Linked DNA regions of Homo sapiens: all the other regions are linked to region 1. Evidence: chromatin loops called from intact Hi-C (ENCODE). Cell type or tissue: heart right ventricle. All regions are shown on one strand.

The links. A loop is a pair of places that touch in the nucleus more often than their neighbours do. Peaks named below come from ENCODE experiments on the same cell type or tissue, not always from the same donor. Only the 100,000 strongest peaks of a DNase experiment are listed, where the experiment ranks them.
Region 2: a loop joins it to region 1, with 6 times the contacts of the local background. A loop is called at or near these places in 22 of 110 quality-filtered maps.
Region 3: it touches region 1 in a loop (2.9-fold over the local background); 42 of 110 quality-filtered maps call a loop at or near these places.
Region 4: it touches region 1 in a loop (2.9-fold over the local background); 42 of 110 quality-filtered maps call a loop at or near these places.
Region 5: a loop joins it to region 1, with 3 times the contacts of the local background. A loop is called at or near these places in 10 of 110 quality-filtered maps.
Region 6: a loop joins it to region 1, with 2.5 times the contacts of the local background. A loop is called at or near these places in 24 of 110 quality-filtered maps.
Region 7: it touches region 1 in a loop (2.2-fold over the local background); 21 of 110 quality-filtered maps call a loop at or near these places.

The regions. Positions count from the first base shown.
Region 1 is chr6:131,948,222-131,952,221 of GRCh38, reverse strand. CCN2 (cellular communication network factor 2) reads left to right here and starts at 850. Exons shown (of 5, transcript NM_001901.4): 1 at 850-1,115; 2 at 1,230-1,452; 3 at 1,679-1,930; 4 at 2,062-2,273; 5 at 2,662-4,000. The coding sequence starts at 1,050. The coding sequence ends at 2,958. All of the region lies in intron 2 of CCN2-AS1 (CCN2 antisense RNA 1), which reads right to left. In heart right ventricle, CTCF peaks have their summits at 1,372, 1,572 (motif pointing left) and 2,214 (motif pointing left); DNase peaks (open chromatin) are centred at 821, 1,581, 2,121, 2,811 and 1 weaker place; H3K4me3 peaks cover 3,935 bases; H3K27ac peaks cover 4,000 bases.
Region 2 is chr6:132,216,668-132,220,667 of GRCh38, reverse strand. No RefSeq gene overlaps it. Among named protein-coding and RNA genes, the nearest start is that of LINC01013, 86 kb to the right of the region's middle. In heart right ventricle, CTCF peaks have their summits at 2,180 and 2,385 (motif pointing right); no DNase peak of the experiment used is centred here.
Region 3 is chr6:132,155,172-132,159,171 of GRCh38, reverse strand. All of the region lies in intron 4 of LINC01013 (long intergenic non-protein coding RNA 1013), which reads right to left. Among named protein-coding and RNA genes, the nearest start is that of LINC01013, 25 kb to the right of the region's middle. In heart right ventricle, no CTCF peak of the experiment used is centred here; no DNase peak of the experiment used is centred here.
Region 4 is chr6:132,165,432-132,169,431 of GRCh38, reverse strand. LINC01013 (long intergenic non-protein coding RNA 1013) reads right to left here. Exons shown (of 6, transcript NR_187602.1): 6 at 58-394. Among named protein-coding and RNA genes, the nearest start is that of LINC01013, 35 kb to the right of the region's middle. In heart right ventricle, no CTCF peak of the experiment used is centred here; no DNase peak of the experiment used is centred here.
Region 5 is chr6:132,061,996-132,065,995 of GRCh38, reverse strand. The region is part of intron 2 of CCN2-AS1 (CCN2 antisense RNA 1); the gene reads right to left. Among named protein-coding and RNA genes, the nearest start is that of MIR548AJ1, 51 kb to the left of the region's middle. In heart right ventricle, no CTCF peak of the experiment used is centred here; DNase peaks (open chromatin) are centred at 2,044 and 2,530.
Region 6 is chr6:132,200,969-132,204,968 of GRCh38, reverse strand. No RefSeq gene overlaps it. Among named protein-coding and RNA genes, the nearest start is that of LINC01013, 70 kb to the right of the region's middle. In heart right ventricle, no CTCF peak of the experiment used is centred here; a DNase peak (open chromatin) is centred at 2,218; H3K27ac peaks cover 2,927 bases.
Region 7 is chr6:132,128,858-132,132,857 of GRCh38, reverse strand. It overlaps LINC01013 (long intergenic non-protein coding RNA 1013), which reads right to left and starts at 286. Exons shown (of 6, transcript NR_187602.1): 1 at 147-286. RefSeq lists an enhancer at 1-921. In heart right ventricle, a CTCF peak has its summit at 2,208 (motif pointing left); DNase peaks (open chromatin) are centred at 877, 1,657 and 2,147; H3K4me3 peaks cover 404 bases; H3K27ac peaks cover 3,448 bases.

The DNA.
Region 1 (4,000 bases):
CAGTGTTCCCACCCTGACACCCAGAGCCCCTACCTACCCAACACAGAATCATTTGCTCTGATAGAACAATGGATCCCTTTTTCTGGAAACATTGATGGCCACTCCTCCCTTGTCCTTGCCTATATAAAACTCCTACATATATTAAGAGAAAACTAAGCAAGAGTTTTGGAAATCTGCCCCAGGAGACTGCATCCTGAGTCACACGCGTCTTTGTTCTCTTTCTTGTCCCAAAACCGTTACCTCAAGTGACAAATGATCAAATCTCAAATATAGAATTCAGGGTTTTACAGGTAGGCATCTTGAGGATTTCAAATGGTTAAAAGCAACTCACTCCTTTTCTACTCTTTGGAGAGTTTCAAGAGCCTATAGCCTCTAAAACGCAAATCATTGCTAAGGGTTGGGGGGGAGAAACCTTTTCGAATTTTTTAGGAATTCCTGCTGTTTGCCTCTTCAGCTACCTACTTCCTAAAAAGGATGTATGTCAGTGGACAGAACAGGGCAAACTTATTCGAAAAAGAAATAAGAAATAATTGCCAGTGTGTTTATAAATGATATGAATCAGGAGTGGTGCGAAGAGGATAGGGAAAAAAAAATTCTATTTGGTGCTGGAAATACTGCGCTTTTTTTTTTCCTTTTTTTTTTTTTCTGTGAGCTGGAGTGTGCCAGCTTTTTCAGACGGAGGAATGCTGAGTGTCAAGGGGTCAGGATCAATCCGGTGTGAGTTGATGAGGCAGGAAGGTGGGGAGGAATGCGAGGAATGTCCCTGTTTGTGTAGGACTCCATTCAGCTCATTGGCGAGCCGCGGCCGCCCGGAGCGTATAAAAGCCTCGGGCCGCCCGCCCCAAACTCACACAACAACTCTTCCCCGCTGAGAGGAGACAGCCAGTGCGACTCCACCCTCCAGCTCGACGGCAGCCGCCCCGGCCGACAGCCCCGAGACGACAGCCCGGCGCGTCCCGGTCCCCACCTCCGACCACCGCCAGCGCTCCAGGCCCCGCCGCTCCCCGCTCGCCGCCACCGCGCCCTCCGCTCCGCCCGCAGTGCCAACCATGACCGCCGCCAGTATGGGCCCCGTCCGCGTCGCCTTCGTGGTCCTCCTCGCCCTCTGCAGCCGGGTAAGCGCCGGGAGCCCCCGCTGCGGCCGGCGGCTGCCAGGGAGGGACTCGGGGCCGGCCGGGGAGGGCGTGCGCGCCGACCGAGCGCCGCTGACCGCCCTGTCCTCCCTGCAGCCGGCCGTCGGCCAGAACTGCAGCGGGCCGTGCCGGTGCCCGGACGAGCCGGCGCCGCGCTGCCCGGCGGGCGTGAGCCTCGTGCTGGACGGCTGCGGCTGCTGCCGCGTCTGCGCCAAGCAGCTGGGCGAGCTGTGCACCGAGCGCGACCCATGCGACCCGCACAAGGGCCTATTCTGTCACTTCGGCTCCCCGGCCAACCGCAAGATCGGCGTGTGCACCGGTAAGACCCGCAGCCCCCACCGCTAGGTGTCCGGCCGCCTCCTCCCTCACGCCCACCCGCCCGCTGGAAAAAGAAACCGCTCGGACTGAGTTTCTTTCTCCAGCTGCTGCCAGCCCGCCCCCTGCAGCCCAGATCCCAACTCGCATCCCTGACGCTCTGGATGTGAGAGTGCCCCAATGCCTGACCTCTGCATCCCCCACCCCTCTCTTCCCTTCCTCTTCTCCAGCCAAAGATGGTGCTCCCTGCATCTTCGGTGGTACGGTGTACCGCAGCGGAGAGTCCTTCCAGAGCAGCTGCAAGTACCAGTGCACGTGCCTGGACGGGGCGGTGGGCTGCATGCCCCTGTGCAGCATGGACGTTCGTCTGCCCAGCCCTGACTGCCCCTTCCCGAGGAGGGTCAAGCTGCCCGGGAAATGCTGCGAGGAGTGGGTGTGTGACGAGCCCAAGGACCAAACCGTGGTTGGGCCTGCCCTCGCGGGTGAGTCGAGTCTTCCTCTAAGTCAGGGTCGTGATTCTCTCCCAGGGAGGGAGTCCTAACTGTGCCGACCGAACGGGGGAAATACCTTATCCAGGCGTTTTACATGGTGTTTGTGTGCTCTGCTCTCGCAGCTTACCGACTGGAAGACACGTTTGGCCCAGACCCAACTATGATTAGAGCCAACTGCCTGGTCCAGACCACAGAGTGGAGCGCCTGTTCCAAGACCTGTGGGATGGGCATCTCCACCCGGGTTACCAATGACAACGCCTCCTGCAGGCTAGAGAAGCAGAGCCGCCTGTGCATGGTCAGGCCTTGCGAAGCTGACCTGGAAGAGAACATTAAGGTACATGTTCTGCTCCTATTAACTATTTTTCACAGGAAAAACAGTGGATAGGACCCAACTTAGGGCTCTTGCCACGCTTGTTAGTATAAGCCCGTTATCTCCAAAACTATCTAACCATTGAGCTGTTTTGCTGGAATGAGAGCTTGTGTAATAGCAACCACCAGTTTTCCACTACGAAATCTTCCACAGGGTTAGTTAATTCAAGACATTCCAAGAGAGGCTCTGGCTATTTTTGGACATAGCAAATGAGACTCAAACTTCCTCCCCTCAAAATATAAACAGAAGTCAGACAACAGAAGACTAAAACACAGAGGGTTGAAGAAAGCCACTCCTCTTGTAGAGTCGCTGATTTTTTTTTTTCCTCTCTCTTTTCCCTTGTCTTCCTTAGAAGGGCAAAAAGTGCATCCGTACTCCCAAAATCTCCAAGCCTATCAAGTTTGAGCTTTCTGGCTGCACCAGCATGAAGACATACCGAGCTAAATTCTGTGGAGTATGTACCGACGGCCGATGCTGCACCCCCCACAGAACCACCACCCTGCCGGTGGAGTTCAAGTGCCCTGACGGCGAGGTCATGAAGAAGAACATGATGTTCATCAAGACCTGTGCCTGCCATTACAACTGTCCCGGAGACAATGACATCTTTGAATCGCTGTACTACAGGAAGATGTACGGAGACATGGCATGAAGCCAGAGAGTGAGAGACATTAACTCATTAGACTGGAACTTGAACTGATTCACATCTCATTTTTCCGTAAAAATGATTTCAGTAGCACAAGTTATTTAAATCTGTTTTTCTAACTGGGGGAAAAGATTCCCACCCAATTCAAAACATTGTGCCATGTCAAACAAATAGTCTATCAACCCCAGACACTGGTTTGAAGAATGTTAAGACTTGACAGTGGAACTACATTAGTACACAGCACCAGAATGTATATTAAGGTGTGGCTTTAGGAGCAGTGGGAGGGTACCAGCAGAAAGGTTAGTATCATCAGATAGCATCTTATACGAGTAATATGCCTGCTATTTGAAGTGTAATTGAGAAGGAAAATTTTAGCGTGCTCACTGACCTGCCTGTAGCCCCAGTGACAGCTAGGATGTGCATTCTCCAGCCATCAAGAGACTGAGTCAAGTTGTTCCTTAAGTCAGAACAGCAGACTCAGCTCTGACATTCTGATTCGAATGACACTGTTCAGGAATCGGAATCCTGTCGATTAGACTGGACAGCTTGTGGCAAGTGAATTTGCCTGTAACAAGCCAGATTTTTTAAAATTTATATTGTAAATATTGTGTGTGTGTGTGTGTGTGTATATATATATATATGTACAGTTATCTAAGTTAATTTAAAGTTGTTTGTGCCTTTTTATTTTTGTTTTTAATGCTTTGATATTTCAATGTTAGCCTCAATTTCTGAACACCATAGGTAGAATGTAAAGCTTGTCTGATCGTTCAAAGCATGAAATGGATACTTATATGGAAATTCTGCTCAGATAGAATGACAGTCCGTCAAAACAGATTGTTTGCAAAGGGGAGGCATCAGTGTCCTTGGCAGGCTGATTTCTAGGTAGGAAATGTGGTAGCCTCACTTTTAATGAACAAATGGCCTTTATTAAAAACTGAGTGACTCTATATAGCTGATCAGTTTTTTCACCTGGAAGCATTTGTTTCTACTTTGATATGACTGTTTTTCGGACAGTTTATTTGTTGAGAGTGTGACCAAAAGTTACATG
Region 2 (4,000 bases), 270 kb before region 1:
CTGAGATGTATTTGGTGAGATATATTTTGTGTGGCTGCCTTTATTGGAAGCTGATTGTCAAATGGTATAACAGGTGAGGGGCTTTTTCCTAGTGAAGCCAGAGATCAGTGTTTACTTATATAAGAGACACATTCAGTAATTCAATGGGTCATGTCTATTTATTGCCTACCATATTTACCAGGCATTGTTGCTTTTGAGAGTAGAGTGATAATCAATTCAGACATGATCTTTGTTTTCACTAAGCCCAAACAAAATAAGCAGACAATTATAGCACCATATGTAAAGTGCTAGGATAAGGCAGTACCCGGAGGGATACCTAACCCAGACAATAGGGTCCGAAAAGACTTCTCAAAAGGTGTGAAATCTATATTGAGACCTAGAAAGTGAATAAATGGAAGTTAAGTGTTGTGGTTAACTACTTTGGTATAACAACCCTCAAACATAGTGACATAGAGCAATTGTTTTACTATATTTTACAGTTTCATGGGTTAGGAATTTGCACCGGGCTTGACTGGGAGATGCTGGTGCTCCATGTGATTTTTATACAGTGGGTTGTGTTCTAAGCCCTAATGCTCAACTGGAGAATTCTTTCTTTCTTAGTGGCTCAAGGCTCATGGAGAGCACTCTGAGATGAAGATGGAATCTCTGAGACCTTCTCTGACCAAGGCTCAGATATCACACAGCATGACTTCCTCAGTATTTCAGTGGTTTCAAGAGAGTCATAGAGAAAGCCCAGATTCAAGGAAAAAGGATACACAAGGTTGTGAATAGAACAATGTTCACAATAGAATGTTCTGTGGCAATTAAATACATGATGTTTGTCTCCTTTTCTCTTTATCAATAGAAATTATATTTGTCTTCGGGAGTTGCTCTTTTTAAGGTTTTCCCAAATATGCCTAGACATTTTTCTCCTAACAAAGTTGCAACAGTTTCCAGTTTCCCAGAGGGAGGAAGAAATCATAGAAGTCATTGGCCATGATCTGTTGGCATTGGAAACTTGTCCTAGTTGTGAGAAATCTTTTAATTATTTAAGCCAAGTTTAACTTATAAAATAAACACTCTTATGACATGAAAAGCCTCATACAGTCTGTATATGACACCATTACTAATGTAATGAGCTAATGTTAACTGGCCTCTATCATCACTCCACACCATGTTACCTTTTTGCATAATATAAAGTCCTTTTCTGAATTTGAGGCAAACCTCTAATCTCATTAATTTATTCTGTTGACTAATCTCCTGTATTTTCCTCCTGGTGATTGATGCCAAGGGAAAACTGGCCAAAGATCTGTGGAGGCTAATAGGATGACTTTTCATATACCATGATATTAAAAAAAAACCTAATCTGGAAAAATTAACATGAGATCAACCTATTTTTATTGCTAACGAAAGTAAAGGGGTGGTGTTGCCTTGATTTTCAATATTTTGAAATTTTTAAGTAGGTATAAAAAAACCCCTTTTGCCACACATTTTAGGCCCTTGAAACAAACAACTTCTAGGCTGTAAAACAAAACTATATACAGTTTTGTAAAATGTTAATTTTTAATTTTTGCGGGTACATAGTGGTTGTATCTATTTATGATTTACATGAGATATTTTGATACAGGCATGCAATGCATCATAATCACATCATGGTAAATGGAGTATCCATCACCTCAAGCATTTTTCCTCTATGTACAAACAATCCAATTATACTCTTTTAGTTATTTTAAAATGTACAATTAAATTAGTTTTTACTATATTCATCCAGTCGTGCTAGCAAATACTAGGTCTTATTCATTCTTTCTATTTTTTGTACCCATTAGCCTTTCAAACTTCCTTCTCAGCTCCTGACTACCCTTCCTCTGGTAACCGTCCTTCTACTCTCTAGCTCCACGAGTTCCATTGAAAAACTATGCACAGTTTTGATTGTGCCATAAATGGCCTAATTGAAAACAAAGACTTTTATTTCTTCCTGTTCTGGGTGGACCCCTGTTCTGAGTTGCTTACACATTAAGTCCGTAGTTTATAGAAGATCTTCTCCCCTGATAGGCCAAACGTTTTTCTCTTGGGTGATTTTGTAAAAAGTTTAAATATGTCAGAATATAAAATTTTGAGGCCATCCTTACTCTCCTGTGTTCTCATCTTTTTTCTTTTTTGCAGCAGGGAAATAGCTTCACAGACTTTTGACAGTGTACTCAAACTATGTATTTCAATATGTCTACTTCAAGATTATGTATCTTCTATCGGATTATTTACTTGTCAAGTTTGATATACGTGATTAGAAAATAACAGTACTATTATGATTAGTATCATTTCTCACTACAATTAAGAAAATAACATGTACATATTTTGATTTTAGAATAATAGTAATATTTAATATTATTATACTGACCACTAGATGGAGACAAGCCCTCCTCGCTTCACTCATGATAGTTTTCTCATGGTTGAGTAGAAACCTGCAACAAAAGAGTCAGCTTATTACAGTACTGGATGTTCAGAATTATAACAGATATATTATTACAAGCTTTTATTACTGTCAGCATCATAAGTCTCAGAAGCTGTTTAATCTGAGGAATGTGTACTCTGTTTATACAAAGCATTTTCTGTTATCACTGGGAGTCATTTCCAAACTAAATAGTAATGACATTATAAAAGCAAATTTTTTTCTCAATAACTTATCAGTACATTCAAAGTTCACAGGTTTTGTTTCTTGCACTTTTTTAAAATTGCTTTTTTGAAACATTAAAAGAGTTGCTCTTTCACTGAGTTCTTAAGGAGACATTTGGTGTTCAACTTTCATGCAAGTTATTTGTTTTGACATAAAATATAAAGCAAACATTTAGAAAAAACTAACATAAATTCATACTCTATTGCTTAGGTAATGTTTATCACCTAAGAGAGATTGATTTAATAAAATATAGAGTCTACACATTACTTTATACTTTAGCATCCTCCTAAGGTAAGATGTTAACATCTTAACAAGATGAGAATTTGTGCATTCTGTCCAGTGGTCCTCATATTTGCTCACATGTTCTCTTTTACGTATCTCAAAGACCAGTTTTTTCCATTTTTTTTTAAGAGTAAGATTTCCTGTGTATTGTAAAAAATGAAATAAAATAATTTTAGGACACTGTTCTATCACTGTTTTTAATATTCCAATGAAATCTAAAGCCATATGATAGATATATATATTTATATATAATATAATAAATATAAGTATGAAGCAAATATCATATAATATAAATATAAAGCCATATGATATATATATGATCATATAGCTATATGATCTTTAGCATCATCTATTTTTAAAATGCATTATCAAGATTTTCATTTTAATATTTCTTTTTTACCCCTTGGACTCATGTTTTTCATTCTATTTTTCTTCACAGAATATTATCCAAATGTAACATATTTTATGCTTAAAAGTCTTATTAAACACACTATAATATTTTTCTGGTACAAAATTTTGTATCTCTGCCATTAAGTTATATATGCATTTATTTGTTTTTTGTCCATCTTTACCTACCAGAATACAGACTCCATACTGGCAGAAATTTGTTTTCTGTTTTGTTGCTGTTAAATTCTAATCATTTGAAACAGGGCTCAGTCCAGAGCAGACATTGACTAAATTTTTTTTAATGAATGAAGATGAAATTTAAAAGTTTTCAATTTTTGTATGATGAAGAGTCTCTATGTTGTAAATATTTCATCCTAGATTGCATTTTCATGGCAATTATTAACATAAACCTTTTAATTAATATAAAATATGTTAAACTGTTGATAATTACTAAGACAAAAGTAAAGTGTTGTCAGAAATGCAGTTTTTAATGAGATGAATGGAGCTTTTCATGTTTTCATTAAGTCACATATCCGTGGATGAATATTGTTTATTGCTGGATAGAGCTCAGTATCAATTCTATTTCAACTTTTTATTTTCATAGATGTAAATACTAAAACAAGTTAATCATATAATCACGACTCTTTCAAATGCTCCTTAGATGCCAACTATCATATAGTT
Region 3 (4,000 bases), 210 kb before region 1:
CAAGTAATTAACAACCAGAATATATAAGGAACTCAACTCAATAGCAGAAAAACTAATAACCTAATTAAAAAATAGTCAAATGATCTGAATAGATATTTCTCAAAAGAAGACATACAAATGCTAGCAGATATATGAAAAAAAGGCTCAACATCACTAATAATCAGAGAAACGCAAATTAAAGCTACAATAAGATACCATCTCACCCTAGTTAAAATAGTTTTTGAGTTTCTTACATATTTTAGATACTCATTCTTTTTGAATATGTGGTTTGAAATTTTTTTCCCAGTCAGTAGCCTAATTTTAGAGCATCTTATCGGGGTCTTCTTCAAAGCAAAAGTTTTTAAAATTTTGATAAAGTCAAATTTATTACTATTTTTTTTTCTTTTTGAATCATACTTTTGGTATCAAGTCTGACAGCTCTCTGCCTAGGCCTAGATTCCTAAGATTTTCTCTTTTCTCTTATGTTTTTTTTCTAAAGCTTTTATAGTTTTACATTTTACAATAAGTCTATTATCCATTTTGACTTACATTTTATATAATGTGTGAAGGTTAGATTGAGGTTTATTTATTTATAATGTTAGTTGTAAATGCTCTTTATCAAGTTGAGGAAGTTTCCCTCTATTCCTCATTTTCTGAAAGTTTTTATTATGAATGGGTGGTAAATTTTTGTCAAATGCCTTTTCTGTATCACTTGATGTAATCGTGTGATTTTTCTTCTTTAGCCTATTAATACGATGGACTACTTTGATTAATATCAAAATATTGTAACAATATTGTGTCTCTGAAATAAACTTTGCATGGTCATGGTGTGTAATTATTTTATATATTGCTGAATTCTATTTGCTAATATTTTGTTAATAATTTTTATATTTACATTCATGAAAGACACAGTTCTAGTTTTTTTATTTTTATACTGTTTCATCTTGTTTTAGTATCAGGATAATATTAGCTTCACAAAACTAATTGGGAGGTATTTCCTCCTCTTCTACTGGCTAGAAAAGATTGTGTAGAATTAGCATTACTTTTTGTTTAAACATTTGTATGATTGATTTTTAAATTATAAATTCAATTTCCTTACTAGTTAGTTTTAGGACTAGTTAAATTATCTGTTTAATATTTGGTGAGTTGTTGTAGCCTGTGCTTTTTGAACACTGGTACACTTCTAAGTCATCCAATTTATGTGTGTAGGTCATTTGTAATATTCCCTTATAAGCCTTTTGAGGTTGTTAAGGTCTTTACAATTTGTGTTGCCTTTCTTTTTCTCTGTCAGTCTTATTTTGTCAATCTCTCTTACCAGTCAAACTGCTGTCAATTTTATGAACCATTTCAAAGGACCAGCTTTTCATTTCATTGGTTTTTCTTTTAAACTTTATTTATTTCTGCTATCATCATTATTATTGCCTTTCTTCTGCTGGCTTTGAGTTCATTTTGCTCTTCTTTTTTTGAGATTCTTGAAGTAGGAGCTTAGATGACTAATATAACACATTACCTCCTTTCTAATGGAAATATTTAGTATTACAATTTCCCCCTCAGAACTGTTTTAACTATGCCCCTAATAGTTAAATATGTTGTATTTTTTAATTTCATTCTATTCCATTTATTTTTTATTTTCCTTAAGAATTCCTCTTTGATCCCTGGACTATTTAGAAATGTGTAGTTTATTTTGCAAGTGGTTAGAAATGTTTCTGATATCTTTTTGCTGCTGGTATCCAGGTTGATTCCATTGTGATCAGAGGATACACTTTATGTAATTTCAATTATTATAAATGTGTTGTCTTTTGTTTTATTGCCTAGGATACAGTCTATATTGATATATATTCCCTGAGTGCTTGAAAAGAATGTGTAATCTGCTGTTGGGGGGGCAGTATTCTACAAATGTTCATTTGAGTCTGTGGATTGATGGTGTTGTTGATTCTTCTATATCCTTGCTGAATTTTTGTTCAGTTCTGTCAGTTGCTGAGAAAGGGATGTTGAAACCTTGAAGTATAATTGTAGTCTTGTCTATTTCTCTTTTAAGGTCTATCCGTTTTGTAGATGTATGTCTACTCCATCTTCTCAGAAGTAGAAATCTTCTCTTATTGACAATTTTGATTGAACTTTCCTAACTCCTTCTATGAGCATTTTCATTTTAAAGATATTATTTGAAATCAGATTCATTAACTTTATTACTTGAGAATAAAATGGTCTCCTTATACATCTGTTTGAAGAGAAAGAAAATCATCTTAATTACAATCAAGTTTAGCCTGTTATCCTTGAAGGATTCTACTGGATGAGTGATGCATAGTCATGGACAAGTCCCCCAGCCCATGTATATATAGCATCTTCTGACCTAAAGATAATGGCAAATGATAATCAGCCAATATATAAGACATGTACATTACCAGCTGGCTTTTCAGCCAATGTTTTTCACAAGAAAATAAAATGAAAAACAGAAAATATTTCTCTTGTGAAATTTATAAAGGACCGAATGGTTGGCAAAGAGAACATGAGTCCTAATGCCAACCACATCAGTATCTTTTGGGAAAGGGTTTGTGCCATGTCACAAAAATTCTCTAGTATGTTCACCTGAGAAACACAAAAGTCCTAGTGCTCTGGGAAGAACCACCTTAAAAGACATATCTTTAATGCAATTACATAAGTTTTGACTAATTTTAATAGCAAGAAATATGTCTTTATTCAGTATAAAAGAACAATCCTGAGCACAGTAAACAAACCAAAAGTTGTAGACCAGCTCCACAAGATTTTCTGTTAAAAGTCCTTTTCTAATTCTACAATTGTTTTATTACTGCAGAATACAGTTTTAAGAAATTATGAGAGAATACCTGAAATTGGAGAAAATCCGTTTATTTTTAAATTTTGAAAGCATTTATTATTTTATTATATAAAACAGAATAACATGATTCTGCACAGATATCTAAGTGACCTTACAGCAAGCTACAGAACTGAAAAGCTCTGATAAGTGATTTGTTTTGGGATTCTGAGTCTCAGTTGCTGACTTGAACCTACGCTGTATATTCAGTATTGTGCTTTAGAATGACACTGTGGCCCTGATAGAAGGAAGGGAGGAAGAGAAAAAAAGAAGGTAGTAAGGAAGGAAGAAAGAAAGAAGGGTAGAAGGGCAGAAATAAAGTAGAAGGAAGAAAGGAAGGAAGGAAGGAAGAAAGGAGGGAAGGAAGGAAGGAAAGAAAAGTTCAAATATTTTAAATAACCAGCATTTGTAGGGAAAGGCCATTGTTTTTTTATAAATATGTCTCACTGGCTCTGATTTAAGGAACATGCAAAATCAATAAAATAAAAAGGACTGGACAATTTTGTTTTTTTCAGCCTTTCTAAGCTTCCTTCCCATTCATTTCGTAATAACACCTCTGTTTTCCTTTGGAGATTTATGCTTCCTAGTGGATCAAGTGGGAGAGCCCATTACCCAAGCTGGGCCAATCAGTTACTTGCAACACAGACTGTTAAAAACTTTAATAATATACAACAATATTTGTTTCCCCTAAAATATTGTTGATCAGCCACATTTGACTAGAATATAAAAAGTCCATAATCATTTTGAATAGCTCATCTGAATCTCCGGATTGACTGATGCTTCATGCCTTTCAAGTATTCAAGTTCCCATATGATTATGGGAGCTATGATTATGATTCCATATTAATTTCAATACCCACAAGGATGTTTACTGCTTCAAAAATGACTTTCTCCTTAAAAATGCAACAAGAGTGGTCAAGACATATGTCCTCTCAGAGCAGTTAATGAAATTGGTTTGCCTTAAATGGCACAGGTTGAAACTTCATAGACAAACCACTGTCAAATCTCTTCACTGGATACTTTAAATAGGTAGGCTGTTCATGAGTCTTTGGTATAACATAATTTGCACTATGTTGGAGGAGAATGTTTGTGGTTTTCAGTACATGGCTTTATAACACCTTTCAAAAAAACTTCTAAGAAATCACATCCACAGAAGATGTTATTTGAAGGTACCAGAAGGCATCAACCTTTG
Region 4 (4,000 bases), 220 kb before region 1:
ATCCAGATGCAAAATTACTTACCAGAAAAATTCTCAGATTATATAATCAAACAAAAATTCAAATAATATCTTGCTTTTATTATTTATTTTTATGTCTTCCTATATGCAAGGATATATTCAATCAAACAAACAGTATTATAACAAGAAATTCTCAGTTCCATTCATTAGATTTCAATAGCTGAGTTTCTCCCAGAATCCTATCTGGAATAACCTCAGTCATTACCATACCATACAGACAGATAGATTTCCCTGGGGCTTTTGGTGGGGATTCTTTTATTCTGACAGCACTTTGAAGGATTTGAGATGGAGAACGCTGTGCCGTTGCCTTTGCACATCTTCCAGACAGTGGAGAATGCGTTTAGGGGCAGCAGATTGGAGTTCATCTTTTGGGGGCCTGTGAAAATATTTTTGGCCTTTGTAGATTGGTTGAACTAAAAGGGAAAAAAAAATACCTTAAATCATTGGATTGGTATACACTACCAATACTCTACTCATGTTAGAAGTAACACACACACAAATTAGTTTATGTAACTCCAAGAATGTAAGGTAGATGTTTCATCTTTTAGGAAAACAGCACCTCCTAAAACAATTATTTTATTTCATTCTTGGGGTTGTTGCTAATGGCAACAGAAAGAATGCACTGGAGTGTCATAATAATCCTCCATTAAATCCCTACTGTTTAAATTTTAATGCTATAATTCAAGAGCTGACAAAAGCCCATTGAGTTTGTCTATGGGGAGGAAAACAGGCAGGCCCATTTTCTCAGGGGTGATGCTATAGCAACATGGAATGAATTTGGGGTCAGGGAACAAGCAGTCTCCAAGCTTTGTTTGCATTTCCTGACTAAAAGTAGAATCTAACATTATAAATTTTACCCAAATAAGTATTTATTTTGAATAGCAGGAAGATAGCTCACTTTGTACTGCTGTTTACATTGAAAACAGAGAGAAGGTAACAAAACCAGAACTGGAAGAAAGACATGCCGACAAACATGTTATGAAATGACTATTGAAGTGACCACTTTAGAAACCCCTAGAGCCTCTCTGCGTTTGCTTGACACCCAACCCCTCTCCCGTGGACAAGCAATGCTTTAGAACATGGAAAAGTATTAAATTTGCAAAATGCCTTTTTAAAAGAGAGAGACAAAGGAAGTCTGATCAACAATTCCTGAATGTGACCCCTTACAGTCATGCAAGACATGGCAAAGACGGGTGTTGTTGATTTTGTCTAGCTCTTTATAATGGCACTTTTGTTTTAGTGGGAGAATTTATTTCTACCAGAATAAACAAATACACCTGAATCACAATTGCCTATTGTGCAGCAGAAGGCCAAGAAAAACCCTACCCAATTCCCACTAGTTTCTGCTGCCAACTTTTCTTTCCTCAGGCATCTGTGTTTTCACTTTTGGTTTGAGTGTTGAATATTAGCATATTGAGTCAGTGTTCAATAGCATAAAATATTACATTTTGGGTGGTTATCCAATAAGATCTATCTAGTTATAGACTCTATTTATATGGCTTGCAATATACAAAAAAGAAGACTGTTAGGTTTTCAAATGCTAAGTCATAGGTGAAAATATAAATATCTGTAAACCTTGTAGCTCAACAAAACTCAAAGCTGTTTCTTCTTTTTTATTTCCTCTCTCAGACCCTTGCTGTCTCACCTTGACAATGAAAAACTCTCACCCCTCCCAAACCTCTGATGACCTCTAGTACCCATCCTTTATAATTCATCCTAAATATAATGGCAATATTAATTATCCTCTTAATAACAAAATCCCTCTTCTATTAAAAATCTTTGATGTTTTAAAATAAAATTCACACTTCTACATATTTACTCTGCTATTACAAGTAAGTCAAACTGTATAACTTGTTGTTCCATTTATATATCTTGCTTACACTTTTCTCACGGTATATTTACTTAGATGCTGTGTAGAATTTCCTCATCAATATTCTATTCATCTTTCAAACCCAGTTTATATGTCACCTTTTCCATAAAGTTTTTCTAGATCACTCCTTCTGGAAAAGATTTCTTTCCTTTTCTCACTCTAAGCTCACATGGTCCCTGTAGAATTATCTTTGGGTCATTATTTCATATTTTCTAATGAACTCTGTTACTATTATCCCACAAGGACAGAGACTATATATTTAGTTATTTTTCTTTCACTCATTTTACTCTTAGAAAGAAAAGTTTTTTAATAAAAGTATTCTCTAAGCTGTATTGCTTACCTGGTTTTGCCTCCTAGAAACACAAAGCAGATTACATTCAAGTTATAATTATTATCAACAAAAGGATTTGTAGAATAAAACTTAAAGCTATAGAATAAAAAATATTAAGTGATATGTTATGATCAAGTACTAGTGCCTTAAATAAAAGAATGGTTTAGCATAAAAAGAAAAATAAAGGATGGGTTATTCTGCATAGACAACCCTAATATCTGAGTAGTTTATCATAACAATTAAGTATGTGCTCATGTTACTCATTCAATGAACACTGGCAATAAGACTTTGCTCATCACAGTCACTAAGGGATCCAGACTGACAGAAGAGACATCTCTATACATATTTACATAGTCACTGTGTCAGAAAAAGGGAAATTGGTGACACATACCATGCTACCTCTGAAAATTTCTTCCCAGAAGTAGCACATTTTTTCTGTTCATACTTTATACATCAGAGCAAGTCACATGGCCAACCTCACTTCCAGGGGACAAAGAAGTGAAATTCCACATGTGTTCAGACACAGAGACAATTTGAAATACGTGGAGAATAGCACTAGTAATTATTTTTCCACATTTTCCCCCCCAGTAGTTAGGGGAAAAAATAAATTTCAAAATCTATATCAAAATAGCAAAATACTCAAAATTAGGAAACTCCCTGAAATCATTTGAACATATATTTCAATAACCTTAACAAACAGCATCCTTAATCATGAAATTTGAGACTTTTTTTTTCTCTTAAGATACATTAAATACAAGGATAAATTAAATACAAGGATATTATCATTGCTACTGAACCATATAGGCTGCAAGTCATGGCCAGCATAAGATGTAAGAAAGAAAATAAGGTAGATGGTTTGGAAAATAATAGACCAAAATTGCCATTTCTATAGGTATGATATGAATTGTTGATATGGCTTACCTTTTGAATTTTTAGAATTTTCTATTATAGTTATTAAAAATTATGATCAAATTTTCCATAAAAATTACTTTAAAATTTTAAAGTAGAATATTAACAACCTGTGAAATAATGGCAAAAGAATGAAAGTTTGTAATTAGAGTACTAGAAAAAGAAAAAGAGAGAGTATGAAGCAGAAAAATTACTTAACCAAATAATGGTTAGAAATTTTCAAACTTTATTTAAAAACCCACACATAATTTCAGGAATCTAAGCAAAAAACAAGCAATGGACATTATATTAAACTGCTGAAAATCAGAATTAAACAGAACATTTGAAAAGCAAGAGAAGAAAAGACATATTACACATTAAATGCAGAGGACCAATAATAAGAAACAAGGCTGACCTCTCATCAGAAACAATGAAAATGAGAAGACAATGGAACAACATCTTTAAACTAAATGAAAGACAACTATATAACTTGTCAACCTAGAAAAGTGTTAATCAGCAGATATGTATTACAGGAAATGCTACAGGAAGTTCTTTTGGCTTCTGGTTCTTTGGCTCAGAGTAAATGGTACCGGATGGAAATTTGGTTATATAAGAAGCAATGAAAGATTAAGTATGTGACCGGTTTCATGAAAATAAATTGAACAAATTAGATGAAAAGGACAAGCTTTTTTTGAGAAGCCATAACAAATCAAATTAACAAAAATGAAAGAAAAATATTGAATAATATTATTAAATAAATAGAATTCATGATTATAAACCTTTTCTCAATGAAAATGATGGTGTATACTGGTGAATTTTATTAAACATTTAAAAAGTTATATGCTTTTTAACTTTAAATACATAACATACTTCTGATATTTTTTATAGGAATT
Region 5 (4,000 bases), 110 kb before region 1:
AGTCAACCCTTCACCATAATCACACCACCACAAGGGTCTCTCACTGGGTACCCCTTGAAGATCATCATATCCAGCCAGAAGTCCACTTCCCCAAACCTTCCCTGCATCCTCTCTACACTCACTGAACTCTAAACCGCTGCCTCATGGGCAACTTGTTTGTTAATTTGATAAAAAGAACTTCAGGTGAAAGCTTGCTAAAGATGAGCTCATGTTTTGTCCATTCATAGTAACATACCATACCCACTCACAAGGTGTAATCCAGATGAGTGACTCATTGTATGTGGGCTTCGAATTACATGATAAGAACATATATTTTTAGCAATTTAAAGTCTTACTGTAGTATGATCTATAGTTTCTATAATTCAGTCCTTTTAAACAAGAGCCCAAAGGCCATTACTGCTCCTTCTGCTGCTCTCCAAGGAGCAGGAGCATTTAGTGTAAAAGGGAGACCTGCTTAGGCTCTACCTACTCAGATGTGGGATAAAGACCAGAACCATACAGAATGGCTACACAAAGATTTTGCCAATACTTCAGGAAATGAAAAAATGACAAGGGCAAAAATTGTTGAATCCCAACTCAGTAAGATCTAAAATCTTTAAAATGAGTTTGCAAAACTTTTGTGCAACACATGGAAGAATCTATTTCAGAAGACTTCTAGAACAATTAAGAAGGACGGTCAGGAAAAGATTACCTATTGGAGCAACTTTTTAATACCAGTAAATTTAGTTTGCCTTAGTAGCAGATGCCTTCACGACCTTATACGAATTGTGATATTTAAGTGAATGAACATACACACCATTTTTATTGCTGTTCCTACAAACTTCTACTTTGTTTTAAGTTCTCAGTCTTACCATCCGTAGTTTTATACACCACAGTCCTTTTCACAAGCGTGCCACAGCCACACAGGTTTAGGGAAGATTACTTATTTCCAGACAGGTCTATATCCCAGCCCCACCTAATCACTCCACTCAGCAAATACCTGGACTGTCTACGTGAAGTCTAGACGGGCTTCCAAGGGGCAGCTGAGAAAATGCAAAATTGCTCTCAGTTAGCATGCTGCAACTAAACCCACCATCTTCCTCCCTGGCTTATGAAAAAAATGCCCTTTCTCCAACTGTATACCATTCCTCACTCTTAAAATATTTTGTTTTTTGTTAAGTAGGAGAAGAAATACAACCTATTCTTAATAATTAAATGTGAGTATTGTGCTATTACATTTTCCAGGCAGATCTACAAACATTCCACCCTTTCATTTTTCTGAACAACACTATTAAGTTAGATATTATTCTTATTTTATAAGTGAGCCTTCCATCCCGCAGCTAGAGTTGAGGTTAGGGTCGGGCCTTCAGATTCAGTGCCTTTTCCATTATGTTCTTCCGCTCTCCCTTATTGAAATGTTTGTTGCTCTGTACATATTTTGCTATATAAGTTTTAATTACAACATCTGAATAGTAGGAAGGCACTCTGTTTCTTTTTTTACAGCACATAGCATAGTTTTAACTAATATTTCTAAATAAAATGTGTATTTGCCAAAATCAGTGACATATTTCTTTTAGATAAGAAATATTTCTATAGATTAGCCAGTGAAATTCATTAACAAGTTTTCAAGCAAAGGAAGCAAAAAAGAAAGTGGACCTTTTCAGTGCTATCCAGAGGCAAGGACATAGTCTGTCTTAACTCTTTTGATCTTCATGGCAACACCATGAGTGAGTTATTATATTTTATACATGAGAAACCTGAGTTTCAAAGAAGTGTCTTACCCAATTCACGAAATACGTGGCGGAAATGGGATTTAAACTTAAGTCTCTCTGACTCCAAAGCTCATAGCCTTCCCACTAAGCCATCATACCTTTCTACAGGGTGGCCTCTCTGGTAAACTCTACGAGAAGGAAATTTACTTTGCACAAAAAATTCAGTCTAAGCCTATCCTGATTAAAAGGTCGTGGTCTGTCCCTGTTCAGACAGTAAATTCCAGACAAAGTGCATGTGCACTGAGCACTAACTGTGTGTTTCATCCTGGAGATTCTCTGCAATAACAAGAGTTCCTTTGGGGAAAGTTCAGTTCTTTAGCCACCCTGGCACAGTCTGGGATGACTCAGGTCAGACTACAAAGGCTCCAAACAATCCCTTCTAAACAAGATCTTAAGAATGTCAATGACTAAGGTACAATTGTTCTCAGATGACCTTGGGTGGGGGCCATGATCACTCACAGTATGAAAAATTAAGTGATATGAGATGGGGAAAGTTAAGGTGAGGAGTTTTACTGCTTTCAGGATCCAAAAAGAAATTTTTAAAATGTGCCAACAGACTACAGCATAACCTGATAAATAGCAATCCTCTCTCAAATCTTACTTTTTCCTCTTTTGTTGAAGAAAATGGAAGATAAGACTTGAGTGAAGTTACCCTCTAAAGCCCTACAGGAAGTGTTTATTTTGTCTTATGTATAAAACCATAACTAGTATCCAAAAGAACTTGATGTCCCTGTTAAGAATGAAAAAGACCACGGTAAACAGCTGGCGGGAGCTGATAGCATGTCGCACCATGTGCATTCTTTACCAGCCCCTTGAATTGCTCATTTCAAAAAGGAGAAAACATTTCCTGCCTCAGTGCATAACAGGGAAAGGCGAATGGTCTGGAATGACCTCACAAGATTTAAGCAGTTTGCCAAAGAACTTAAACAGAATTTGCTCAAAGCTTCGATCAACTGAACATTTGCCATACTATTTCAAAAATGTCTGCATTCACAAGAAAGAAATGTCTGCATTCAGAAGAAAGAAAAATCCTCACCATGAGACATATTCTCAGTAAGAAATCATTACAACCACTGAAAATGTTTTCATTGTTAATATGTACAAGTGATAATATCAGAATTTTTGGTGTTTCTTCAATTTCCCTTACTCCTATCCAACTATAACTTTGTGAAAGCAAAGACTATAATTTACTAATGTATGGGTTCTTTGTAGAATTTAACATATTTATGCATTTACTCCCTCAACAAACAATTGTGCTTAACATTGTACAAACACTGGAGATACAAAGACATTTGATGTATAGATCAAATGTTTCTTGAGCATTTGCTGTGTTTCTGGCACTGAGCTAGAAAATGGGCTTATAACTGTGAACTAGACAGTCAACTGTCCTATCTTCATGGAGCTATCAGTCCAGTTCAGTGGGTCATAATCCTGGCTGTGAATCAGAATCACCAGGGAGCTTTTTAAATAGACCGCTGACCGTGCCTGACCTAACACCAATTAAATCAAAGTCAAGACATGATTACAATATACTATGATAAACGTAATGATTGAGAAAAATAAAGAGATATTTTGAGAGCACATAGAAAGTACATACAACCCAGATTCAGGGCTAAGTAGAATGTTTTAAATAATGATTTATCAGTTAGCCTAGGAAATAAAGGGAAGTAAGGGAGATGGAAGCGTTCTGGACAAAAGGTGTATGAGATTCAAAGGCAGAGAGGCCCATTTCTGGGGTAGTACAGTGATGTCACTGCTTCTGATGTCATATAGCATGCAAGGAGAGAAAGACCACCAAAGAGACAGGATAAGTATGTAGGGGCCAGAGCAAGAAAACCCCAGATTCTCATACTGAGGAGGAGGTATTTATTCCTGAAATAATTAAAGCTTTGGAGGAAATTTAAACAAGAAATGTATGTGATACGACCCATTATTTTACTTTCTTTACCCTCAGGCCACGGACACGTATATTTTGCAGATCTAGAAGCAATAATACAGTAATCCCAAATTGAATCATCTCTTAATCCCTGAAGAAAATCAATCATTTGATCCGCTAAAGCGATCTGTCATTATTCCACTTAAATTCATGCCCGGCTTTTTCTGTTTCCCTTCCAGCAAAATCAATCATTTGTCTTGCTCCTAAGACTTTCTCAAGCCCAATCCCTGAGTGATGCTGGGGACACTTAACACCCTTGTTCCCAGGAAGAGGAGAAAGCACTGGGGTATGGAAAGCATAATTTGAGCTTTGT
Region 6 (4,000 bases), 250 kb before region 1:
AAAATAAATAACCCCATAAAAATGTTTAAAAGACATAGACATTTCTCAAAAGAAGACATACAAGCAGCCAACAAACATATGAAAAAATGTTTCATATCATTAATCATCAGAAAAATGCAAATCAAAACCACAATGGATACTATCTCACACCAGTCAAAATGGCTGTTAATAAAAAGCCTAAAAAAACAACAGATGCTGGCAAGGCTGCAGAGAAAGGGAACACTTATACACTGTTGGTGGGAACGTAAATTAGTTCAGCAACTGTGTAAAGCAGTTTAGAGATTTCTCAAAGAAATTAAAACAGAACTACCATATGACCGAGCAATCGCATTACTGGATATACGTGTCCACAAGAAAATAAATCATTCTACCAAAAAGACAGATGCACTCGCATGTTGATTGCAACACTATTCACAATAGCAAAGACATGGAATCAGCCTAAGTGCCCATCAGTGGTGGCTGGGATAAAGAAAATGTGGTACATATTCACCATAGAATACTATGCAGCCATAAAAAAGAACAAAATCATGTCCTTTGTGGCAGCATGGATGCAGCTGGAGGTCATTATCCCAAATGAATTGATGCAGGAATAGAATACCAAATACTGCCTCTTCTCAGTTACAAGTGGGAGCTAAATATTGGTTACTCATGAACATAAAGATGGCAACAACAGAAACTGGGGACTACTGGGGTGGCAGAGAAGCAGTGAAAAACTAACTATTGGGTATTATGCTGAGTACCTGGGTGATGGGATCATTTGTACCTCAAACCTCAGCATCACACAATATATCAAGTAGCTAACCTGCACATACCCTCCCTGAATTTAAAATAAAAGTTGAAAAGAAAATTTAATTAAATCTCAATTACAATATTAAGAAAATACATTACCAAAAAATACATACAATATGATACCATTTGTGTAAAATATGAAAACATGCCAAGCAGTGTTGGACATTGTGCTATAATAATGTTATAACAATGTAAACATGCATGAGAAAAATAAATAATCAAATTCAGGTTGGTGATTATCTTGCAGAAGTTAGAGAGGGAGGAAGGAAAACATAAGACATGAGAGAGGTAGAGAGGGAACCCCAATCATATTTGTAATAAGTATTGCTTTAAAGAAAACCCTAAAAGTTGAAGCAAGTATGGCAAACTGGTAGAACTTGATAGAGCTGGGTAGCTGGGTCTTGGTTCCAGATACTTAATTGTCACATATTTGAAATATTCCTTTTCTTTCTTTCTTTCTTTTTTTTTAATTGAGACCGAGTTTCACTCTTGTCGCCCAGGCTGGAGTGCAGTGGTGTGATTTTGGCTCACTGCAACCTCTGCTTCCCAACTTCAAGTGATTCTCCTGCCTCAGCCTCCCGAGTAGCTGGCATTATAGGCATGCACCACCATGGCCGGCTAATTTTTGTATTTTTAGTAGAGATGGGATTTCACCACATTGGTCAGCCTGGTCTCAAACTCCTAACCTCAGGTGATCTGCCTACCTCACCCTCCAGAAGCGCTGGCATGAGGCACCGCACCCAGCCTGAAATATTTCTTGATAACCAAAGTAAGGGCATTAAAAACACAAGAAATCAGAAACCATCTTTTTAAAAACAGGTTTGGGAAAGTGTTTTATATAGGGTGGAGTTGGATTAAAAGATCCAATTTGCTGCTTCAAACTCTGGGACCCTCATTTAAGGAAATGATGTCCTTTTCTTAATATCAGTCTCCTGGCTAGTTCAGGCCCATTTTCCCTGACCATATGAATTTTTCCAAATGGGATCTTTCAGCAGTATGCTTTTCAGCAATAAGGATACAGGGGTTTTATGGGATCAGAATCTTTAGACAGTATGATCATTAAGAGAAGGTTAAACTGAAAAGTCAGAAGAAGAGAAAAATTTCACAGAATTCAAATGTAAGATTAGACATATGTTAAGGAACAAACAAGCCACATATATACATCTTATGTGATTGGGGGGAAATGTTTGTATTGCTTTTTTAGCTGTTTCTGGAAGACTCTTAAAAGTCCTCTTTATAGTCTCATTTGAGCATTTTGTTTTCTTCTTTTCTGGGCATGGTTAACAAATTAAAGAGCCTATTTCCTTTCCACAGCTGTGCGTCATTGCCTTAGGGACTATTATGGGAACGGATTCTAAAGGAGTTACTTCTGCTGTCCAGCAGCAAGAGCTCTTAATATAAACAAGGCTGTAAGCTACCCACATATTGAACAGATGTCTGCGAGCATTCCTGCTGGCTACTCTGTCCTGTGGGATGTCCACTGTGTATTCCCTGATAGCAGACCCCTGACCTATGAAGTAATGTTGCCCTGAAGACACTGGATGCAAAGACAGGTCTGAAGTAAATTCAGTGAATTTGCTTCCTTACGCAGCCCTTAGAAAGTGATGGCTGCAGTATCTGGGAGTTGTGGGAGATTGGATTGTATTTTATATCTATAGATATTTGTTAATTTTTACTATTTTCATGAAAATGAGAAACTCTAAAACTAAGGCATTTTGGAAAGCTAATATTTTCCAGTAGGGATAAATACATATTTTAAAGTTCCAAATGATTAAATGGCTTAGATGGGTGCATTTTACCAAAGGCCTATTCATAAAATGAGAATTGGATTAAGATTGTTTAAAATTAATGCAATAATGAAGCTGATGCTGACTTTCTTTCTAATGTACTAAAATAACCAGTCTGACTTCAAATATCTGTATTTATTTTATTTGCTAGACATCCTCACCTTATTAAAAAGGAATTTTCTTAGCAAGACTTATTTGGAGAATTGAGCAAGTGAGATTTTAGGAAATGGGACAAGAGCTAGAGCAAGATAATGTTCTAGAATATGCAAAGACAAAGGGAACTATGCAGGTGCTTCGATTATCTGAGATGTTTCCAGCCTGCTGAGAATGGACCTGATTGTATACCAAAGTCAGGCTTTCATTCTAACTGACTTTGGGCAATGAAAGTATGTTAGTAAATGGCTTTGGCATATGGTCATCTCAGGCTGAGATCACTGATCTCACAGTCCTGAACTTTTAGAGTTGAAGGAGTTTTTAATATTGATAAGGAACTGTGGCCCACGCAGGACCACACATCATGATGGTGTAAGTATCATTTAACCTTATCTTTACCTTTAATTTTTGCGTTCTAAAGGTACTTGATTGTTATAAAAGTCTAAAAATATTATTTACATATATACATACACATATATACATATAAATGTATATATTTAAACAATATATAAATGTATGTATTTATATATTTAAACATATGTATATAAACACTACTCATGAACAGATTTTGACAAAAAAGAAGAAAAAATCAAACTTGAATCCAACCAAGACTCTAGATCTTATTAATAATTTATGATAAATTTAAGGGAAAGAAAAATATGTCAGATTACATCATGAGGTTGCAATCAGCAAAATTTAGACAGTGCAAACTCTACTGGTTAAGGAGTTGTGTTTCTTCCACACACAAACATAGTTATGAAAAGGGAAGCTTTAAATGAAAAGAAATGTAACAGACCTACCAATCTAATGTCAATCTTAATTATAAAACTGTGGAGAGGGGTGTGTGTGTATGAAACAAACAGGTAAATATAAACAATAATTCATTTTTTATGCTATTAAGTAACCATTGTTAAAATTATTTTCTTTTTTAAAAAAATTATTTCAGTTTTTTGAGATATAATTGGCAAGTAAATTTGTATAAGTTTAAGATATACAACATGATGATTTGATATTATATATTGTCAAATGGTTACCACAATCAACACATCTATCACCTCACCTAGTTACCATTGTGTGTGTGTTTGTGTGTGTGTGTGTGTGTGTGTGTGTGTGTGGTGAGAACATTAAAAATCTATTTGCTCAGCAGATTTCAAGTATACAATATGGAATTTTCAACTATGGTAATATTAAAAGTTTCTTGGTATAATAATGACATTATAGCTTTTTGAGGGAGTTCTTATCTTTAAGAGATACAAACTATAATATTTACA
Region 7 (4,000 bases), 180 kb before region 1:
GAATCTCCCTGCTGAATTTGCAATTTATTTTCATTTGTCCTATCCTTAGCAGAGAGGGAGCACAACTGGGGCACACATTCAAGTGCTATCTATTATTAATCTGAGCCATAGTAAATTTGTTTGTACTAGAGTTTCTGGGGTCTTACATTGCATTCCAGTGAGATGATAGAACCTGATCCCTTGATGGAATGTTCTTTTTGAGGTCTAAAATGACTGAACGATAAAGGCTAACAGGCTGGCAGGAATCCTGAGCAGTTCTTGATAGTGGTCACAGGAAAGGGCATTGTTTCTTTGGCTGTCCAGTCTCCTAGCAACCTAGTGTACAGCGGCTCTTGACATAGGGCTCTCTGAAACCCCACATTTAGAACTATTAAACTATTTCTTCTAAAATTAAATATGTGCTCAGGCAACTGTATTTTAAAAATCTGATAAAAAGGTAATTTTTCCAATAGCACCTGGTGCTTAGTAGAGATAGGGAAAACTGATGAAAGGGAACATAATTATACCATCTAGCCCTACCCACTGCTTTCTGAAAGGTGAGCTCTTATTATGCCCATTTTACAGACAAGGCAGATGGACACACACTGAGAAACGAACAATGCTAACAATATCAACAGTTTAAGAGGGAAACGTTTAGGATTTGGAAAAGCAAATGAAAGCAGGTTTACCTTGCTGACACTCAAAAAGTAATAAGAGCTCCCTATTCACTTTCTGCCTCCTCCTAGTCATGTGGGTGTCCTGTGAGAGGCACAGAAGAGGAAAAAAGTGGTATTCCCTGGGGATGGACTTTCCCAGCCTCCTCCAGAGCAGTCCAGGTTTGTGAATCAATGCAGGAGGTGGGGGTGGGAGTGGGAGGGGTTGGCCAGGCAAGGCTTTCCCTTTACCCACACAGGCTGTGATTAAGAAGGCATCCATCTGTCAACAGAGGCTCTCAGCTGTATTTCCAGCCCAGCTTCCTCCCAACTGACTCATTCAGTGATGCCACAATCTAATGTTTATGACCTAACAGATGATCACCATGGAAGTAGCACAAACCTTGGACTGTTGAGGAGCAAAACCAGCGTAGAGGAGCTGGACCGTTTAGGAAAAGAAAAAATGAAGACCCTTATTCATAGAGACCACATGTTAAGACTGAACATCCCACTCCTCATGTGGGCATTTCCACCCATTACTAAAATTGATATTTGGATGCCTTCGTGCCTGTTGGAGAACCCAAATAAGGATTTCAGGTGACTGAGTACAAACAGATAGCATGGCATTTAGAAACAGACAGCAAGAAGTAGAAGGGAAAATGTGTGTGCAGCAATTTAACGAGGTTTGGATTACAAATTCAGTTTCCTTATCTTTTTGCCAGCATGTGGCAACAGTTCTAAAGGAGACAGAAAATGCATTGAATGCCAGGAGAAAGATGAAGATCCCCCCAAACTCAACTTTATAAACAGTCCTGGTGGAATATTCACAATGTGGAAGTCAGGATAAACTGGCTATTCCACCCGCCACTGCCCCCCAGGAAAAGAAAAGCCTAAATGAATAAGAAAGCCAACGGAAATAAGTGCTTTTTAGTAAAGATCATCGCATTTGGTGCTGTGAGTGGCAGGAAGCGTTGGCACAGACTTGGGAGCTACATGAGGACTCCGGTGGCGTGGTCAGGGTGAAGTGAGCCTGACTTCCTGGCCTGGCCTCCCCAGACTAATAATCAAAAAGAGCTGCCCTTCCCCAGCCCTAAACAGCCCTGTGTGAACACAGTGTCTCCTAGTAGTGCCTGTGGCTTACAAGTAATGTGAGAGTCTTTTTATAACTGTTGAGGTTTAACGTAAAAGGAAGCTCAGAATCAGCGGTAAAGGGAGGGGAATGTTGTGAACTACAGACCATCTGAAATGGGGAAAATCATAAATACCAGAGTGTCTGATTATTTGAATGTCTCTTGAAGTCAAATAATGAACCTTCTTCATGTTCTGCTTTTCTGGACTTGGCTCCCTCTGACAAATTTGCAGGCATCAGGGTCTGTCTGGAATTCCTTCCAAGTTGGAGGGATATTTTTTCCCTTGACATTTTGCAGCTGAGACAGCCGGAGCAGGAAGCTGAGGAGCGTAACATTACCAAATATGTCCTTTCTCCTGCCCGTAAGTTCTATTTCCACAGGAAAAGAAGGCAGATGCTGGCCAATGAGAACTGGCCAGTAGAAATGCAGCCACAGCAGGCGGCCTCTACTGGAAGTGAGGAAATTGATCAGATGCCATTTTTCACAAAAATGGAAACTGTTCTAGGTACCACCAATTAAAATTTGTGCTACGCTGGAGGAAGAAGTTTGACAGGTTCCTACAAGTTGCCCAGCTATTTCAGGGGAATTCTTTATCACTCTATTGGTCTCATTTTCTCAACACCCCTGGAGTGGGAATTAGAGAGTTGGCCTTGGCTGCTGACACACTGTGCTTTTGACCAGATCATTTCTCCTAGGATGTGGGGGAAGCTTCAGATGCTTTATTGCTAAAATGAAGGTTTGGATGTGATGAGCTCCCAGATCCCCTCTGGGTTACCAAGACTGTGGTCTCCAAGCTTCTTCAATCGTGTGTTTCAACCACTAAAATAAATCCAAATATTTGTCCAGATGCTTTTCTTTATGGGTCTAAGACACTAATCTCAAACTATCGTATCTACATGGTCTAGGAAAGAACATAAGTGAGCAAAATAGCTGCAGATTGCATACTCTTTGCTTGCATATTAAATACAGTCAGTTCTCCATATCCGCAGTTCCACACTAGCAGATTCAATTAACCTTGCATTGAAAATATTTTTGAAAACAATAATACAACAATAAAAAATAATACAATTAAAAAAATAAGATAGCCATTTACATGCCATTTACATTGTATTAGGTATTATAAGTAATCTAGAGGCGATTTAAAATATAGGGAGGATGCGTGTACCTTACATGCAAATACTACATTTATACAAGGAACTTGAACAATCTGTGTCTTAGAACCAATCCCTTCCTCAAACCTCACCCTTATCCCCACCCTGCTGATACCAAGGGCCTGCTGAATGTAAGAAAATTCTTTTTTTTTTTTTGAAACATAGTCTCACTCTGTCACCCAGGCTGGAGTGCAGTGGTGTGATCTCAGCTCACTGCAACCTCTGCCTCCTGGGTTCAAGAAATTCTCTGCCTCAGCCTCCTGAGTATCTGGGATTACAGGTGTCCACCACTACGCCCGGTTAATTTTTGTCTTTTTAGTAGAGACGGGGTTTCACCATCTTGGCCAGGCTGGTCTCGAACTCCTGACCTCGTGATCCACCCGCCTTGGCTTCCCAAAGAGCTGAGATTACAGGCATGAGCCACCGCACCTGGCCAGAAAATTCATTTTTTAAACATAATCTTCTTGTTTCATCTTTATTTATCCTACTTTTAAAAGAGAACGCTTACTGAGAAAGTTCTTTACTGAGGAAAATAACAACCTATGCATGTTTTAAATGGCCAGCAATGCTTAATGTTGAGTCAAGAACACTTTGGGGAATGGTAGAAATAGGAGTAATCTGGAGCATGGACACCCCATTGGTCCTAATGTGGAAACTGCTTCTCCAGTGGGTCACCTTCAAGCAGAAATGGAGGCCTACTGCTGTTCAATTGTGATTTTTCAAGAGAAATGGGAAACTCTATTTTAACGTGAAATTGAGTTAATTTCAAATATTTTGTCTCAAAAATTTTAGAGTCAAGATTTGAGGACAAGTGTATGATGGCAACGGGCCACACTCAGCCAATGAGTAGCTCCTTGGTGATCTCTGATCTAATATTCAGCTGATTTAGCTAGCCCTATAATTTTTTTGTGTGATAATATTGGAACTTTGCAGTCAGACCTCCATACTCCAGTCAGGGTAATTATGTATGTGTAAGGCAGAAAAACATGAAATATTTCATTAATATCACAGTGTTTTTCTTTGGAGCCACTTCTTGAATCTTCTTAAAGCTGCTCCATCAGACTAGTGATCTATGTTGTTCAGTCAT